Regions from separate parts of the Homo sapiens genome. Here region 1 is linked to region 2. Evidence: chromatin loops called from intact Hi-C (ENCODE). Cell type or tissue: GM12878. All regions are shown on one strand.

Region 1 (2,500 bases), 80 kb before region 2:
TTGCTTGAGCCCAGGAGATTGAGGCTGCAATGAGCTATGATCTTGCCACAGCACTCCAATGTGGACAACAGAACAAGATCCTGTCTCAAAAAATAGAAAGAAAGAAACAATTTTCAGAGCCCAGAGAAAAGTGAAAATGCAGGATTCCCTGATTAAAAATTATTAAGAATTTCAAGGTGACAGAGGAGCTAAGTGAAGCCCAGGGCTCTTCTGAGTCAGTGTGAAGCCTGTGCAACTGTACAGGTCATACACCATGAAACAGGCCCTGTTTCTACGTACGCCTCCTACACCAATACTTCTCAAAGGCTTGTCACCAGACCACCTGCCTCAGAATCATCTGGGTTACCTGGTTACAATGCAGATTGCTAGGCCCATGGAACCAGCTCCCTGGGGCTGGTGCCCAGGAATTTACATCAAGGTAGCACTCCATGTGACGGAGGATGTACACTAAAGTTTAAAAACCATTTCCTGACTACTTGGGCTAAGACGTCTAGACTATTTCTGGAAACTATTTGCACCAAATGATGAGAAACAGCTAAGTAGAAACCAATTAAGTAACTGTTAAATGGGAATTCCAGCAGAAATTCCTCTCTCCAAAGTCTCATACTAGATCAGTCATCAGTATACATCAGATAGACATGTAAGTCTGAGATGAAGGGCTAGATTATAGCTGTTGGAGCTCCTAAAATCGTAGAGTTGGATTTATTAAAACCTATTACTATGCCCCAATGCTCAGAACAATGTCACCTTGTACCTTAATATTAATAGATTATTAAAAGGACTAAGTTTAAAACTTCAGGCAGCACTTATTTCTAAAGAAGTTAGCATCACCAGTAAGGCACTGTTCAACTTTCCTGCTTAAGGTAACATGTTCTCATCTTAAGGGGCTGACATCCACATCTGTGTGTGTATTTAAGTCCTTCCTTGTATGGAGACCTTTATTATTTGAAAAGAGTGCTCAAATTACCTCAAAAGATCTTTCACAATTTTAAACCTAAAAGATGATACTGCCTTTCAGTATGTGTATAAAATCTATGACAAATTTTCAGTATTCATTGTATTTATAAATAAGAAATAGGGATGGGAGTTGGAATTATATCACTTTCATGACAAAGAAAAGAACATTGTTGAATATTATCCAAAGGCAATTCTAATTTTCCTGCTCTGGATAGAAAATATCTGTATTTTAAAAAGCTATTATGCTATACTCTATCTCTGAAATTTAAAACCACTTTTACTTTCTAACTACCTATACTTCCAAAAGCAATTTGCAGAAGGTAATTAAACTTAAACTTTAAATCATATGGGTATCATTTTCCTCAAAGTTTCAAAATGAACCATAGAAGCTTTTGTGATCTGGGTGCCAAGACAAAACATAAAAGCCACAAGGTAGAATATTTCTTTACAATTATATCCTCAGAACAATAAAGTGCAAAATACATAAAAACTGTGGTAATTGTATCTGTAAGATACATTATATTAAAGCCATTTCAAATCCCTAAAGCATAGATTGTATTACATCAATTTGAGTGAGTTAGCATGAAATTAGTTTTGTAATCAGCCATGCATAAGGACATGAAACAAATGTATAATTTTCTATTTTTCAGAATGACGTCTTTAGTTTTTTTTTCCCAGTAGAGACGGGGTTTCACCATGTTAGCCAGGATGGTCTCGATCTCCTGACCTCGTGATCCGTCTGCGTCAGCCTCCCAAAGTGCTAGGATTACAGGTGTGAGCCACCACGCCTGACCGATGTCTTTAGTTTTTAAAAGACGCATTTACCTTTGATAAAGACAACATACTGACTCAGTTAGGGAATTTTATAATCTTTATATATCGTGTCTCAAAGATGACACTAGTAGAACAATTACAAAAATATATGGATGTGGTTTATCCACTGATCCATTAAGAAATATATAGTATTTTCCCAACATTGTAATCTTTTATTCTTTCATTTTTACAGGCTGATTAATATTCTGTTACACTTTCTAATTTGTTATAAATGATACATTTCAGATAAACAGGTTTCTTTTTTATTAAGAGGGAAAAGGCCTAATAGCAAAGTAAGTTAATAACATACACACATGCTCACATACCCATGTATGTGGAACAGGCAGCAGCTTAAACACCACACTGTGGCTTTAAGAACATTGCCATGCTTTTCACAAACCAGCCCAGGCTTTGAATGGAGACTTCTGGTTATCAATTGCAGACACATGAACATGATGACCACCCAACCACGGGCAGATATAATGACATCAAGGACACCCCTTAGCAGAGACTTCCTGTCTCTTCCTCTCCCTCCATCTGCTGTTGCCTAGAACTGTCTCCATAGCACACCAAGGCCTGAATCTGCTTCTCCTTCCTCACTAGCAGATAAAGTGATCAGAAAACACCAATAGAGGAGTATGCTTGTTTAGAGACCAATAAGGAAGAGAACAGATGTGAGCTTGCACTCCTTAATGGGTGGACCAGAATCTCTGGCTGGGAGCAACAAGTG
Region 2 (2,500 bases):
GGTACTCCATACTTCTCATACTTTAGCTAGGCTTCACAACAAGTAGATGAAGTAGGCTTTACAATTATACTGCTTTTATAAATTGAGCCTTTGCAAAGTAATACAACAGGTGACAAATATCACACAACCTGCAAGCTAGGCAGTTAGGATTCAAACTCTAGCTCAGCTCCAGAGCCCAGGCCCTCAACCCTGCAGGTTGCAGCTTCCTCTCTGCAGCATCAGACTGCACCCTTTGCCTGGCTCTGTACTTTCTCCTATGTCCTTCTTGGTCTCTATCTGGGGCTGCTCTTCCTCGGTGCACCCTTAAACATGGATTTCCCCAAGGTTCTACCCTAAGCTTCTCATCCCTGGAGGACTCTCATACAGTCCCTTGCCTCAATTATTATACACAGAAATGCAAAATCGGCCTCTGTAGGCATTCTACTGCCTGGTCTCCCAAACTGGTCTACCTCCACAGATGTCTCAGCTAAAACATGTACAACATGGACTCAGCTCATCTACTCAATGTGAATGAAGTGCCCATTCTGAGATGCTCTCTCAGCCTCTTGGAGGGCCTCCCTCCTAGCACTAACCACATTGTGTTGTAGTTACTGGGTCCATCTGCCTATCCTGTGTATCACCATTGCCTCCCCAGTGCCTAACATAGGAGCTAGCATGCAGTACATGCTCACACAGCAATTATGAAATTAGGTAATGCAGAGCCTTTGGCTGGTCATGTAACCTCCCTAGACCTCAATTTCCTCACCTGGAAAATGAGAGTTGGAGCACAGGAATGGGAGTATGTTCCATCCTGCAAGCTGCCTTTGAAAAACGGGCTGCTGTCAAATAAGCTGAAACATGCTGCATGTTCGCCTCTTGGCAATTCACTTTAGATATCACATTGAAAGCTCTGACAATTTTTTGCTGTTGTCTAAATAAGGGTTTCCCAAACTTATTTGACAACAGAATATTTTCCTGGAGTATCCCAGCCCCTCCAACATGAGTGGTGCTCCATGGAGTGTACACTTTGGCAAACCCCAGATCAGTGGTTCTCATTGTGTGTGGTGGGGGCGGGGGAAACAGGCAGGTAGGGGGAACCCTGCACTACTGACATCTAGTGGGTAGAGCCTACATCCTACAATGCACAGAACAGCCCCCACAACAAATAATTATCAATGCAAAATTGTCAATGGTGCCCAGGCTGAGAAACCCTGTGCTAGACCAACCTTTACAACCAAAGTCCCTTCCAGCTCTTAAACTTCTGATGCCACCAAGCCATAAAAACTTGTTCATGCCCCAGATACAGATAATGGGACATCTCATTTAGAACAAAGACTAAGCAATGATGCATTCCTTTTAAACTAACAAAAAAGGTTTGATCAGAATGTTTGCTAACCATTCTTGCCTATTGTCATATTTGTCTTCTATTGTTTATTTCATTTTTTTTTGTATTTTATTATCAATCTTTTATTTACAACACATTTGTAGCATAATATTATGGAGCAATCACTGGAAAAATATTCACTTTGGTCACTATTAAAAAATTAAAGAGAAATGTGACAGTTTACACCATATTGTGCATCAGGTGTTTTGCAAACATTCTGTGAAGGGTTTACCCAGTTCTTCCGTAAAGAATAACTTAAAGGTAGTGCTAAAAGGGATGACGATTTTGTTTAACATTTCACTTTAGCTATAAAAAAAATTAGTCTGTGTTCAAATTACATTTGCTTCAGGGAAGAAAGAAAAGAAAAATAAATTGCTTTAAATTAAATACATATCAAGGACAAAATGAATAACTAGCAAATAAATATTTTTAATTGATTTTTTTCAGCCACCCACTTCCCGTTCTTCCTTAGCCTTAAAAAAAAATGTGGCCGGGCGCGGTGGCTTACATCTGTAATCCTAGCACTTTGGGAGGCCAAGGCAGGTGGATCACAAGGTCAGGAGACCGAGACCATCCTGGCTAACACAGTGAAACCGTCTCTACTAAAAATACAAAAAATTAGCCAACCATGGTGGCGGGTGCCTGTAGTCTCAGCTACTCGGGAGGCTGAAGCAGGAGAATGGCGTGAATCCAGGAGGCAGAGCCTGCAGTGAGCCAAGATTGCACCACTGCACTCCAGCGTGGGAGACAGAGGGAGACTCTGTCTCAAAAAAAAAAAAGGTTTTGATTATAAATGATTTTGTTTGCTAGATGAAAAATCTGATCACTATATTAAAATAGGCTTTGTCTCTAAGTAGTTTCAGAGAGTATTTTAAGACATTATTTATCTTTCAAAAAATTACATTTAAATAATGACATAACAGTAATAATAATAACAATAGTTAACATTTATTTAGCACTTAGGAAATGCCAGGCAACTGTTTTGCATACATGACCTCATTCTAATACAGGAACATCTAGAGGTAGATACTGTTAATCCCACTTTACAGAGGAGGAAAATGAAGTTTTTCTTCAAGAAAAGGCATTATTCCTCAAAGTGACACTGCTAGGAAGTAGTAAAGCCAGCCCTTGCATCTG

What was found. A loop is a pair of places that touch in the nucleus more often than their neighbours do. Peaks named below come from ENCODE experiments on the same cell type or tissue, not always from the same donor. Only the 100,000 strongest peaks of a DNase experiment are listed, where the experiment ranks them.
Region 1: it touches region 2 in a loop (1.9-fold over the local background); 1 of 110 quality-filtered maps calls a loop at or near these places.

The regions. Positions count from the first base shown.
Region 1 is chr3:17,006,423-17,008,922 of GRCh38, reverse strand. All of the region lies in intron 1 of PLCL2 (phospholipase C like 2), which reads right to left. Among named protein-coding and RNA genes, the nearest start is that of PLCL2-AS1, 47 kb to the left of the region's middle. In GM12878, no CTCF peak of the experiment used is centred here; no DNase peak of the experiment used is centred here.
Region 2 is chr3:16,926,280-16,928,779 of GRCh38, reverse strand. All of the region lies in intron 1 of PLCL2 (phospholipase C like 2), which reads right to left. Among named protein-coding and RNA genes, the nearest start is that of MIR3714, 5.7 kb to the left of the region's middle. RefSeq lists enhancers at 131-290, 351-600. In GM12878, a CTCF peak has its summit at 1,097 (motif pointing left); no DNase peak of the experiment used is centred here; H3K4me3 peaks cover 736 bases; H3K27ac peaks cover 1,468 bases.